Regions from separate parts of the Homo sapiens genome. Here region 1 is linked to region 2. Evidence: chromatin contacts called from ENCODE Hi-C data. All regions are on one chromosome and are shown on one strand. The core of a region is the stretch at or near the end of the contact, and the rest is flanking DNA. Distances in the headings are between cores, read along the strand shown. Region 1 overlaps XRCC5 (X-ray repair cross complementing 5). Region 2 holds the start of LANCL1 (LanC like glutathione S-transferase 1).

Region 1 (7,419 bases), core at 192-2,691, 5.6 Mb after region 2:
GGGTTTGTATCCTTGCTCTGCCATGTCATTTACTAACCTTCTGATGTTGAACAAGTCCCTCAACTTGTTTGTGACTAGTTCAGTTATCTTTTGCTGTGTAATAAACTACCCCAAAATGTAGTGTCTCAAGTAACATTTTAAAAATTCATCATTCATGGTTCTGTGGGATGACTGGGTTGCTCAGTTGGGTGATTCTCTATTGAGGCCTCTTACGCAGTTGCAATCAGATGGCAGCTGGGGCTGGAGTCACCCAAAGGCTCAACTGGACCAGATGTCCAAAATGGCTCACTCACATGGCTGGAAGACGATGCTTTCTAGTGGCTGTGAGCTCAGTTGGGGCTGTCCGTTAGAATCTCTACATGTGGTTTCTGTATAGTTTCAATTTTCACATGAAGCAGCTGGTTCTAAGGAGTATCCCAAGAATGGGTTTTCTATGAGACCCTGCCTATGTGGCTTCTTAAGACCTATTTTTAGAAGCCCCAGAAAGTCATTTCTGTTTTCTGTTAGTCAAGCAAGACACTAAGGTTAGGTCACATTTAAGGGAGGAGAATTAGACTCCCTCTCTTGATAAAAAGAGTAGCCTGCAAATACAAGGAGAGAAAGAACGGATGGTGGCTATCTTGGAGGTTAGCTACTACAGTGCCTCAGTGTCCCATGTGTAAAATGAGAATAATGATACCTGTCACATAGGGTAGTTTTGAAGAATAAAAGAATTAATGTAGATAAAGTGCTTAGAATAGTGCTTGGAATATTGTAAACACTATGTAAGCATCAGCTGTTTTTATTTCTGCCCCTTCTACTTGGTATGACTGCCACTTTTGCTAAGTCCATGAGTTCCTGCTTCTTTCATTGTCTACTGCTGCTCCTCCTGGACACTTCTGTTTCTTCTGTGTGTTTACACTTCCGTTGGGCACTAGTACTTCCCACCTGTCATTCTAGATTTTTAAAAATCTTGATGACCTGGAGTCCTTGAGGTGTTGTGTCAAGGAAGGTGCTCTAACCCTGTTCTTGGTTATAGTTGTGTTGGTGGAATTCAAGTAGTGTGGCTGTCCCCTGGTATGCTGTTAGAGAAGGTAAGTAGACATGAGCAGGGCAGGAGAGAGGGCCCCCGAGAATGTTGGGCATTTGTGAAGCCATGGTTAGGCAATTAGAAATCCGTCCCTCTGAAGTGATGAGCAGGGCAAGGGAGGGGCCCCAAAGCTGTCAGGTTATCATCGAGGGGAAGACAGGCGGGCATAAAACTATCACTGTAAGGTAATAAGTGGCCATGATTGGTGTCAGGAATTACAGGAATCTTAACAGACAGAAAACACCTGGAGTTAGCAAGCTATAATCCTTAAGGTTTCGAGCATGCGCAGTAAAAGAGCAAGATGGTGAACTTTAACTGGTATAAAAGCTGCCTCTGGGGGCGCTCGACCAATAATGCCGAGTTGCCGCTACTGAGCATGCGCATGACTAGTAACCACACTACGCATGCGGCCCCCTCTTAAGCAGTAGCAGGGCTAGTGCGCATGCGTTGATTAATTCGGGCTGCTCAAGGGAGGAACAAAGGAGACTGGAAGCCCGGGAAAAGATGGCGCCGGTGGTTGGGGGGCGGGGCGGTCTAAAAACTAAACAAAGAAGGGCGCAGGGCACTTGATTTTTCACGTGGCCCTCTTGGTTCTCTTCCAAGTGTACTCTGCTTTCTCCAGTAAACTCTCACTTTGCTTAAAATAAATTTTTCCTCCTGCTTTAAACCTTGCTTATGTCTGTCGTTTCAATTGTTTACTTCGAGAAGACCAAGAACCGAGATTACTGCGGAGTCGCCACTCCGGAGTTTCTCTGGATAACTGCCGACTTACACCCCAGTAACAAGAGTATAGGTGTTTTTTTGTTTGTTTGTTTTTGTTGTAGAGAGAAAGAGTCAGAATCAGGAAGTCAGAATCAGGAACTTAGTGCCAGTCCCATACTACATTCAGAATTTCCTCCCCTCCCATGACTGAGATTTTGTCTAGGGCAAGATTACCTTGCCTTAAGATGGATGCTTGTCTAGGCGGCAGATACCTGCCCAGCCAGTATGCTACGCATGCTTGAATCCAGCAGCAGGCACCCAGACACCGTTAGTCCATGTACAACTGGGAATTGTTGTGTTGTTTACAGACTAAAGGATTAAACAGACCCTACAAAAATGAAGAATGACAGAATTCCATTATCTCTCCATACAGCACTCTTCCCCATCAATGTAAAAAGGCTTATGTTAATAATTAGACAGGACTGTCTTTTGTGTCAGATACTATTTTTTGTTTTTATATTTCATTATGAAATATTTCATAAAATAGGCAAATATGGAGAATATACAGGTAACCAATTTTCCCATTGTCTTATGCTGTAAATCCTAATGTTTCATATTTGTTTGATTTTTTTTTTAATAAAGTGTTACAGATAAACCTGGAGGCCCTTCCTTACCCTTTTTTTCTCTTCTCCTTTTCTCAGGATTTTGGTAGTTATTACCATGTATATTTTATACTTGGACATAAGTATATATTCATAAATACTTAGTATTGTATAAAGCTGTCAAAAGTGTAAATGGTTTTATATGCTACATGTAATTCTGCAGCATATCTTTTATCAACTTATTTTAGATCTATTCATGTTGATACGTGTTGCACAAATTTATTCATTTTTACTGGAGTATGATATTTCGTTGTATAAATATTCTGCAATGTATTTTTGCATTCTCCTGTTTGATAGTTTGCTTCCAGTTTTTGCCCTATCATAAACAGTGCTGAAGTGTAAACTTCCTATCTGTACATAATTTTTCTAGGGTATACTGTATATGCCTGCCCCTGAAATTGCTGGGATATAGGCTATCCTGCACTTTTTTTTTTAACCTCTGGAAAATTTAAACCTTAGACATTCCATAAAGACATACTAAAATCTTTTCACATTACCCATTTTTGGTTCTCTCATTGAGAATTAGAGTTTGATTTCGCTGGAAATCATCAAGAACACTTACTACCCTCCTATTTCCACACCTCAACTTCTGCTGAAATGAAGGGTGAGACTTATGGTCAATGAAAAACATCTGTTCAGAACCTAAGAATTGTCATTGTCTGTAAGTCTCATGTTTCATCCCGCCCAATACTATATGGCCCCAGGGACCTGCCATAGGGAGGTCTGGTTGTCCTGCTCCCTGAAGGTTAGGTATTTTATTGCTTCCAGATTGTTCTAATATGGTTTTCAGCCATCTGACATTTTTTTCTAGGTGTTTGCTGAGAACAAGGATGAGATTGCTTTAGTCCTGTTTGGTACAGATGGCACTGACAATCCCCTTTCTGGTGGGGATCAGTATCAGAACATCACAGTGCACAGACATCTGATGCTACCAGATTTTGATTTGCTGGAGGACATTGAAAGCAAAATCCAACCAGGTTCTCAACAGGCTGACTGTATCCTTTTTCTGCCAGAGAAGACTTTAAGAAATTTCCTTTATTCTGGGAATCGTACAGCAGTTTGATGAGACACCCCCAGAGTTTCAGCTATGAGTATATGGGTATATTTTGCTCTGAGGAGGGGGAGGTAATGTGTTAATAGGGTTTAATGTGAAATTAATCAGTTTAAAACAGTGCCTGGGCTCCCAGCCCTCCACTCACTTCCCTGTTCTCTGCATGGGTGATACTGAGAGGTTGGGAGGCATAGGAAGGGGGAAGATCCTAGGGAGTATATGTGAGCATTGACTATATGCAGAGGGTTTTAGTGGTGCTCGTTAGAAATGTTTGGAGGCGGATAGAAAATATTTTTAGAAGAGCATCCTCCCAATGTTCTCTCCTTTTTTTCTGGATGGAAGATGTTTTTGTGCCAGAAATCAGATTGATACCCAAAGTGAGATTTCCAGTTTACTCCACAGGTCCCCTAATTTTAAGGGATCATCACTCTTGTTCTTTTTCTAATCAGTTAGTAGTGCTATTCCTGATCACTGGGAAGTGCTGTTGTGTTAGGAGTGACTTGCAAATGCTACATTATGGTTCGCTTCATATTTAAGAATGGACTGTGGCCACCAAGAATGGGTTCTAGATACTATTAAATGACATAATTTTTGGTTAAATGAATGCAATGTGTTAGATTACCTTTTGTTTATATTTCTTGGTTGTTTTTGGCAGAATATATAGTTTGATATATAGAATGTATGAATATATGTTAGTGAACTTTGGAAGAAGGGCACTCAGGCAAGTACTTTAAGTCATCACATAGTTCAGTGTCCACAATTTCCAGCACGGTGGACTTCATTGGAAAGAGTTGCGTGTTCACATGAAGAGACTGTTTGGTGATATCCCTATCCTTAACTAGCTGAGTCCTGGATGCACTAATCGTGAGCATGGATGTGATTCAACATGAAACAATGTAAGTGTTCCAAGGAAGAGAGCTGGAAGAGAATCTTTTTGCAAAAATTGTATGGGTTAATGTATTGAATGTATTTTGTGATTCATTGTTAATCAAGCTGCATGTTTGTGTGACAAGAGAAACATTTTATAGAATTGAATGGTTCAGTCCAACCTCTCTGTTTTTTAAAAGTTTTAAAAGGGGAAGGGCTGTACTCGGTGATTATTTCTCTGGAAGAAATAAAACATTTGGCTTATTTCAGTTTACTTCCTATTAGACTTAAGCTGATTACCAGGAATTTTAAAAAACACTAAGTGGTATAAGCCATATGTCATTGATATTAAGTGCATGGTAACTCTGGCCAACTTCCCTTTTTTGTTGTGTGTGTGTATGTTTTTTGTTGTTTTTTTTTTTTTGAGTTGGGGTCTTGTTCTGTCACCCAGACTAGAGTGCAGTGGTGCCAATATAGCTCACAGCAACCTCAGCTTGATCTCCTGGGCTCAAGAGATCCTTGCATCTCAGCCTCCTGAGTAGCTGGGACTACAGGTGCACACCCAAGTCCAGCTAATTTTAAAATTTTTATTTTTGCAGAGACGGTCTCACTATTTTGCCCAGGTTTTCTCAGACTCTTGGCTTCAAGCAGTCCTCCTATCTTGGCCTCCCAAAGTGTTAGGATTACAGGCATGAACCACCATGCCTGGCCTGCTTCCTAATTCAGTATTTATTTAATTATTGTGCCTTGGAAGTGTATCTCTGGAGACATATATGTGCATGTACACATACCTCTTGCCTGTCAGGAAAATCATTTGCACTAAAATCCCAGACCTAAATCTGTGTAATCATTTCTCAATCTCTGTACATCCTCTGCCAAATCTTGCCACACAAAATCTGTGCATGGAGTCAGAGCAGGATATTTAGAAAGTGAACCTGAGCAAGGCTGAAGTTAGAGTATGCTGGGAGAATTCTTTGTTTACATTCTGCCTATGTGGAGGCTGGGAAGGGATATTTTTTCATCACATTTGAGTTCGGAATCCAGAAACATAACATTTCCATAATACCCAGACATTTTGGCCAAGATGTTCAAAGTATAAAGTGTATCAGGGTTGATTATGAATTTAATAAGAACTTAATTGGACTACTAGAATGTAATCACATTTATTAACTCTAGATCCATTTCTAAGCTTCTCTCCTCAGTGACCAAGTGTATTTGAATTTGTAGAAAAATAATTCAGGAGAATGATTTCTTAATATGATAACTCTCTCTTTTAGAGGAAAGAAGTTTGAGAAGAGGCATATTGAAATATTCACTGACCTCAGCAGCCGATTCAGCAAAAGTCAGCTGGATATTATAATTCATAGCTTGAAGAAATGTGACATCTCCCTGCAATTCTTGTAAGATCCTAAGAATAATGCATGTAGACAAATCCTATGATTTCCTAATATAGTGAATGGGCCCTCTGTATAGAGTACTTGGTTTATGGGAATTTTCGCTTTCTGCTCCAAGGCTGAATCTGTCAGATGACTGACTACTCAGCAAACATTTGCTGGTTACTCTCTGTGTTCTAGGAACTGTTCTGAGTGGTCGTGACAAAAAGATGAAAGTCAGTGATCCAGAAGAATTGAGCTTAGTGGCAGATCATTGTTTAGTGTTCTTAGACTCAAAGAATTGAGGATTAGAAGAACCCTTTGAGGATATTCAATTTGTCTCCTTCCTGCATAGAAGGCTTTACCCAAACAATTAGCAGATTGATGGATTTTTTTTTTTCTTAAACAGCTCTAGAGAACTGTGTCCTATACAGAGTGCATGTTTTAGGGTAGACAGGAATGCCAACTTGGGAATCATTCTAAATACATAACATGTTTATGTTTAACTCTTTTCAGATCCAAAAGTTGTGGACACATATATAAAATTTAATTTGCTTCTGTTAATTCAGAGATGGAGTATAAAACTTCAGGGGAAAAATATGTATTTCACAATTTATTAGGGAGAGAATTCCTCCTCAAAAAGTAACTTGAATATTCCCTCCGGGATTTACTTTCTCTGTGTTATATCCCTAACAAAAATTTCTTTTCACTACACTAACCCTTCTTGCTGCATTTGAAACATATTTTTTCTTGTCCTATTTTTGGTGAAAGTTGAGTGATGGTATAGAATGTTGAATTATTAATCTTCTGGGAATACTCGTTTTTCAAATTGAGAGCTATGCCAAGAAGCCTCTAGGTTAGAGTGGTAAGCCTTTGGCTTCATAAAATGCCTGCCTGGGGGTATTAAGAACTTGTTTTGCATGTGTGAGTAGTCTTCTCTTAAGACTACAGAGCGACATCTCCTTTCTGTACGACTGTGGAAAAAGAGTTCAGAATAACCCATCAAACCAATACTTGTTAAGATGGTACTTCAGAGAAATTAAGTGCTTTTAAGTGACACTTCTTACTGAGTTGAGGTTTTTCTCAGTACTTCAGAAGCCCAGCACAGCTTCTGGTCCTTTTTCATAATCTCAGGATGCCTTTACATGTTAGAAGCAGACTGCATTTCAGTGAATGTCATTCGAAAGAGCTACTCTTTTTTTCCATGAGCAATACAGAAAAGTGCAGAAGAGGAAGCATAGCCTTTGCTTCTATTTGCTTTTTATTTGGTTGTATTTTTTTCTTGGTAATATGCTTTCTTCCTGTGCTACAAACCTCCAGCATACAAAGTAGAGTTCATAGTTTTACTGTTTGGTGTATTCCATGTACAGCTGATTGTTGTAATTGGACTAAAAAAATACCAGCAGCTCAGAGAAGCCCTGTGTTCTGTTTTTAATTTATTTTTAATTTTTTTTTTTAGAAACGTCTTCTGTAGTGGCATAGTTATAGCTCACTGCAGCCTAAAACTCTTGGGTTCAAGTGAACCTCCTACCGGAGCCTTCTGTATAGCTGAGACTATAGATGCATGTTACCACACCCAGCAGTTTTTAGTTTTTCTTGGTTGTTGTTTGTTTTTGAGATGGAGTCTCGCACTGTTGCCCAGGCTGGAGTGCAGTGGTGCAATCTCGGCTCACTGCAACCTCCGCCTCCCAGGCT
Region 2 (6,597 bases), core at 1,863-4,362:
AACAACAACAACAATAGTTTAAGGATACGTTAAGATTCACTTCGGAGGAGCATCCTTGATAAGGCAAATCAGACTTTCAACCACATCTGGATTATTTAATCTAAAGCACCACTATGATCCCTTATTTCACTCTTTAGAAGAAACGACGTTGTTTGACAGACACACTCCCATTATTTAACAATTTCTGCAAAGAGGTTAAGATTTCAACTAGACTTGAAAATACATTTAGTAGGATAAAATATACTTCAATGTTAATACAAAAGGCCTATAAATCTCAGCTAGATAGAAGAGTGCATCTATATTGAGAACACGTCATCTACTGTATATAGATCATATATAATTTATCATCTTGCCTGGCCTTCAAGAGATCAAGAATAATGAGAATCTCTCAGCCTTATGAAGGGAAGTTACTTTCTGTTTGGCACATTCTGCATTTAATAAAGGTGACCTCTGTGAGAATATTGATTGCTTGTGGTACACCACCAAATCATTCAAACTCTAGCTATAATCTGAAGTCTCTAAAAGTCCTTTTTTCTTTTCTATTTTTTTCTGACAGATGCCAGAAAACAGACCAGTTCCTTACTGAAATCTTGTGTTAAGAAATTAAGGAGGACAGATCTCCAGGGTTTGATCCTCCGTGTTCAACATTACACAATTTTAGAACTGGTATGCTACTTCCTTTCTAGGACCTGTCCAAAAACTACGTTAGGCAATAAACTACATTATTACTCTTGGGTCAGGGTTTAAATTTGTGAATTTTTCCCCTTAGAAACAAAGGGTTAAATTTGGCCCGACATGGTGGCTCACACCTGTAATCCCGGCACTTTGGGAGGCTGAGATGGGTGGATCACTTGAGGTCAGGAGTTCGACACCAGCCTGGCCAACATGGTGAAACCCTGCCTCTACTAAAAATACAAAAAAAAAAAAAAATTAGCCAGGTGCGGTGGTGTGCACCTGTAATCCCAGCTACTCAGGAGGCTGGGGCATGAGAGTCACTTGGGCCTGGGAGGCAGAAGTTGCAGTGAGCCAAGACTGTGCCTCTGCACTCCAGCCTGGGCTCAGGGTGAGACTCCGTCTAAAAAAATAAAAATAAAAATAAATAAATAAATAAATAAAGGGTTAAATTCATAAAAAGCATTTACTTTATAGGCAGTCTAAATAGGTACATTTTATTGAAGGTTTCTGTCACTAGGACAATCCTCAACTGTTCTCTTTGCCAAGTCAGTATGAAGCAGCAAGTCCTCCTCCCGCAAGACAAGACACATACTTCAGCTTGAGAATCTGCACAGCTAAGCAGAATGCAGGCCCAAATGGCCAAAGGGAATCCATCTGACCTGAAGATAATTATAAAAAGCTTTGTTTGGGCAGCTTAATACTAGTCTTAAAATAATCAGATTGACTCAAACTCCATATACATTTTGGTAGCCTTCTACCCTACACCTCTTCTTCATCTCTTTGATTCCTCCTACCTGCATTACTGACCCAAGTTAATCTATAATGTGACAAGTGTTTTAAGGAAAAAAACAACCATCAGACCCACAGATTAATTTGACAGGGATGAAATCTGTAAGGCCTTTATATCACATAAAATGTCTTTTGTATGGCTGACAAGTTTCAAAGAAATAAACTGGTAAAATTTTTAAAGCGTGTGCCTTGTTTCCAACTTAACTCATTTTCAAAACTAAATTTTATTTTTTTATTTTTTAGAGACAGGGTCTCTGTCACCCAGGCTAGAGTGCAGTGGTGCAATCATAGCTCACTACAGCCTCGAATCTCCTAGGCTCCAGCAATTCTCCCGCCTCAGCCTCCCAAGTAGCTGGGACTACAAGCTTTCCACCACACCTGGCTAATTTTTAAAAAAATTTTAGTAGAGATAAGGTCCTGCTGTGTTGCACAGGCTGGTCTCAAACTCGTGGCCTTAAGCAATCCTCCTGCCTTGATTTCCCAAAGTGTCGGGATTAATGGTGTGAGCCACTGCACCCAGCCAAAAGTAGGTATTCTTAAAAATATCTGTATTCCCTCTTAACAATTATGTTCACCCAATGAGGCATGAGAAAACACAGGCCCCTAGTATTTTACATCCAGGTTCTCTTTTGCACAGTGATTTGTGACATGCTAACCAGTTTAATTTACAAGTTTCTTTTTTTTTGTTTTCCAGCTGTGGATATGCCCTGTGGAGTGACACCGGTACAAAGAACTTCAGGTTTCCTAGGTCCCCAAATTCTCTAAGCACTAACAGTTTAAAGACGTCCTTACCATACACCACCGTTTGCTCTCATCATTACCCTGAACGCACTTGTGTATAATCACAAAGGAGTAACACGGCACATGTGAATACCGTTAGGATTCTTCACCTCTTTTTAAGAAGCAAACCAAAATACATTAAAAAATGCCAATTACATAGTAAACTACATATTTGCCAATTTTTAAAATTTATACTATCAATAATTGAGTTTATTTCAATTAATAATGTTAACAATGACACATTTAACATTATGTTAGAGCTCAATTTGTATATATTAACATGTATTTTTAAATAATTTACGTATTTATCGTCGAATCATGTATTTTTTTAAAGGGGGATGCTCAACTCTCTCAGGCAAAAATGAGCACCTTTCCGAACACCGTGGGGAGAGGCAGGGATGCAGGCAGACATATCCTAAACTCACCCTCCCGGCAGCATCAAAGTAGCCTTCGGCCAGGGATTTGTTATAATCAGCATAAGGATTCGGGAAGGCCCTTTGAGCCATGACGCCGGAAGCAAGCCTGCAGAACAGGGGAAAAACAGAAACTAGGTTGAGATAGGGGCCTCGGCCGAGTTGCGAGGGCGGCGGCGGCGCCCAGGTATCCCCCTTCCTCCAGCTCCAGGGCCATCGAGCCGTCTCGGCGGTCCGAGTGGACCTCGGGCCCACTGCGGCCCAACTGCTAGGACATGGCGCCTTCGCGAAAAAGCTGCCAGGGCCCTTAACCCACCCGGACAAAGAGGCCCCGTTTTGCAACCCCGTTCCCACGCCCGCGACTTGAAGCAAGTGCGCCTCCCGCGTCCTGAAGCCCTTCTCGGCCCTGGCCTCTCACCCCGCAGCCCCGGACAGTAACAGAAGGGCTATTTTACCGCCCAGTTCCTGCCAGGAGGGCCAATCAGAGCCTTCGCCGTTCCCGAGACCCGCCCCCTTCTCTCTTACAGTTTGTTAAAGACACAGGCGTGTAATTTCTAAAGGATAACGCAGGGTATTTTAATTACTGGGTAGCAGAAGTGAGGACCTAGAATCACGCGGAGATGTGACCAATATTTCCTACCCTTCTTTAATTTTTCTTATTTTTAAAAAGTCAAATTTAAGTCCAGAGTCATAAGAAGTATATATTTTTTTAACCTGGAGAAGAAACAGACTGCTTTTAGATCTGAACATGCTGGTATTTCTGCTGTTCGCAATAGATAAAATTTGGCGGGGGGTGGGGGGATAATGTCTCTCCAGGGACTTGCCAATCTTTTCTTTTCATTTCTTAAAACAAACAAACAAAAAAGCACCACCATCATTAACAACAACAACAACAAAAATATGCCCAAAGGACAGGATATCAAATAGCAGTTGATAATACTTTGGGGAAAGCACATGAAAACACAAATTACAGCTCTTAGGAAATTTATTCTGTTCCTTAGCCTAAATTGGACTATAATACTGGATAACAAAGCTCTAAAAAATACTGAAAACCAACACAGCAGGAGATCCACAACATTCAATTTCAATGTTTTAACAGTCCCTGCTATCTGAAACATTTTTCTTTCATTTAAAATTAAATCCCACCTGGTACATATTAGGCCCATTCTATTGCTCAGAGAATTTTGGAGTTCAGTTAAAAAGTCAGCCTCACTCTCTCCTTTTCCTTCTCTCCGGTTTCAATGAAGAGTCCTAGCTCCAGACCTCCAACTGGAGAAGCTCAGTCTCCACCCCAACTCCCTCCCTCCTTGGCCTAAGTTTGTCCTTCTGAGGCTGCCATCCCAAACTCTACTCCTAATCCCTCCCCACACCCAGGTTTGCTCTTTTAAAATAGTTGCTTTCTTAGGAAATGTAGTTGCTTTCTTAACCTCATCAAATTCATGAAGATTTAGCCGAGGCCCATGGTGAGTCTTAAGCTGGATATCTCTCATGTTTTAAAAGATGGGTGTTTGAAGGAGCAACTCACAAGAGAGAAAAGGAAAACGAGAGACATTTTATCAATTATTTTTTCTTTAATGATTAAAGGCTATCCATTTATCCCACTCACAGTCTTTAAGCAATTAAATATTACTGTTGTTAAGCAAGGCAGGATGGTAATTGTATATTTTCATAGTATGCCTCTATCTTATTTTACTAATCCTTTCCCCTAATGATGGACATTGTTTCTAACTTCCATACTACAAATAATATTCTTGGAACATGTGCTTTTATGAATCTGTGTGAGTATCCCTGAGACATACACCCAGCAGTCAATTGCTGGATCATATGAGATTCTGTACTTAATTTCCCCAATGTTGTTAGATTGCTTTCCAAAACTGCTGGACTAGTTTATATTCCCTCTAACAGTATCTATTGTTCACTCCAAGAGTATTCACTCCAACATATCAATTGTTTCTGTCATTTCCATCTCCTCTCCAACACTTGGTATTATCTAGTGTTCTAATGTTTGCCATTCTAATGAATAATGTAGAATCTCACTGATGTTTAATCTTTTAGTTTTTCTGTGGCTAATGGTGTTGAACTTTCCTTCATATACCTGTTAGACAATTGGGCTTTACCTGTTCCTTTATTTATTTTTCTATTAGTGATTGCATTGTTTTCCTGTTGATTTGAAAGAGTTTTGTTTCTTTTTTTCCCGTGTTTGTGGGGTATATTCTGTATATTAATCTCCTTTCACTTTAGTTATTGTAGATACTTTCTTTAGTTTGTTCACATTTTCTAGGATATCCTTTATTGAATCACAATCTTTCATTTCGATGAAGTTAAACCCATCTAATTGTGACACTGTGATTTGAGGATTTAGCTTCATATTCAAAATGTCTTTGTCTACTCATAGACTGCAATGACTTCCCACATTTTATTTTATTAGCTTTTTACCTCTTATATTTAAGTCTTTATCTGGAGTTTACTTCTGAAGATGATGTGAAGCATGCGTCTAAACGGAAGGGAAGTAGAATTATTTAGAATTTAAATATAATCAAAGCATGTGACTTGTAAACACCCAAAGATTTTAATTGCTGGAAATAATATTTCCCTCCCTCCCTCCCTCCTCCCCCCTCCCCCCTTCCCCCCTCCCTTCCCTCCCTCCCTCCCTGCTTTCCTTCTCTTTCTTCCTTCCTTTTTGTCAGAGAACCAACCCAGAGAATCCCTCCTTGGTTCTGATACAAAAGAAAAGTATTTAACATTTATTGTTTGTATTTATCTACTCAGGCTGCCACACAAAGAACCATAGCAAGTGGCCTGAAACAACAGAAATGTATTTTTCCACAGTTGTGAAGGATAGAAGTCTGGGATTAAGATGTTAGCAGGACTGATTCCATCTGAGGCCTGTCTTGTTGGCTTGTAGATGCCGTCTTCTCCTATCTTCACATGGTTGTCCCTCAGTCTGTGTTGTCTGTGTCCTAATTTCCTCTTCTTACGACACCATCATAGTGGATTATGACTTCATTGAACCTTATCATTCTTTCTTTTTTTTTTTTTTTTTTGAGACGGAGTCTCGCTCTGTTGCCAGGCTGGAGTGCAGTGGCACGATCTCGGCTCACTGCAACCTCTGACTCCCTGGTTCAAGCGATTCTCCTGCCTCAGCCTCCAGAGTAGCTGGGATTACAGGCACACACCACCACGCCCAGCTAATTTTTGTATTTTCAGTAGAGACGGGGTTTCACCATGTTGGCCAGGCTGGTCTTGAACTCCTGACCTCAAGTGATATGCCTGACTTGGCTAACCTTACTTTTCTTTAAAGACCCTTCTCCAGCAGCCACATGCTGAGATAGTGAGAGTTAGGACTTCAACGTATGAATTTGGGGGGCAACAATTTTAGCCCCAAATAGTACCTATGCTTTCACCTGTGGCTATGGTGGCTGAACACATTTGTGGCTAACACAAATTTGACAGTTATAATTTTTTATGGATCATTCTACTTTTGATAAATTTAGGATGATTTTTTAAAAAAATGTAATGTTCCTTCTTTTAATCACTGTAGCTGTCTTGTGTGAACTTTCAGGAAATAATCATTGTATTATTGCCTCTAAAACTGAATACTTCTGGAAATCTGGGATGATTGATAACAGAGAAAACAACTATATTCTGAGGGCATTTTAGTTCCATTCTCAGACTTTAATTTCAAAATGTTATAATGTATATTAGGGTGAAAACTATGTTAGTTACAAAGAGGCCTCAAAACATAATCTCCAAAATACATAGAAATGTATTTTTCTTAGTTCAGATTAGATTTGCTCCATGTGGCCATTCAGGATCACAGATTCCTTCCATCTCTGTTCCCACCTCCCTCAGAGTGTGATGCTCTCATCAAGTCCATGCTGGTCATAGGTGTGTCGGTATTGCAGCTTGTGAGAAGGTCAGGCACACCCAGAGAAGTGCA

The links. A loop is a pair of places that touch in the nucleus more often than their neighbours do. Pooled maps may share reads with other maps.
Region 1: a loop to region 2 is called in a pooled map, with 7 times the contacts of the local background. The contact joins the enhancer-like site here to the promoter of LANCL1 in region 2. A Hi-C loop is called at or near these places in 5 of 50 pooled maps.

The regions. Positions count from the first base shown.
Region 1 is chr2:216,113,415-216,120,833 of GRCh38, forward strand. XRCC5 (X-ray repair cross complementing 5) reads left to right here. Exons shown (of 21, transcript NM_021141.4): 3 at 3,245-3,428; 4 at 4,332-4,380; 5 at 5,629-5,751. Among named protein-coding and RNA genes, the nearest start is that of XRCC5, 7.8 kb to the left of the region's middle. RefSeq lists enhancers at 805-874, 1,292-1,586, 1,312-1,606, 1,490-2,422, 1,765-1,814. Within about 2 kb of position 1,442, at least 17 of the 41 ENCODE cell types and tissues checked have a DNase peak (open chromatin) inside an H3K27ac peak, as active enhancers do.
Region 2 is chr2:210,473,647-210,480,243 of GRCh38, forward strand. LANCL1 (LanC like glutathione S-transferase 1) reads right to left here and starts at 3,113. Exons shown (of 10, transcript NM_006055.3): 1 at 2,974-3,113; 2 at 2,670-2,766. The coding sequence starts at 2,750. It also overlaps a transcript of CPS1 not described here.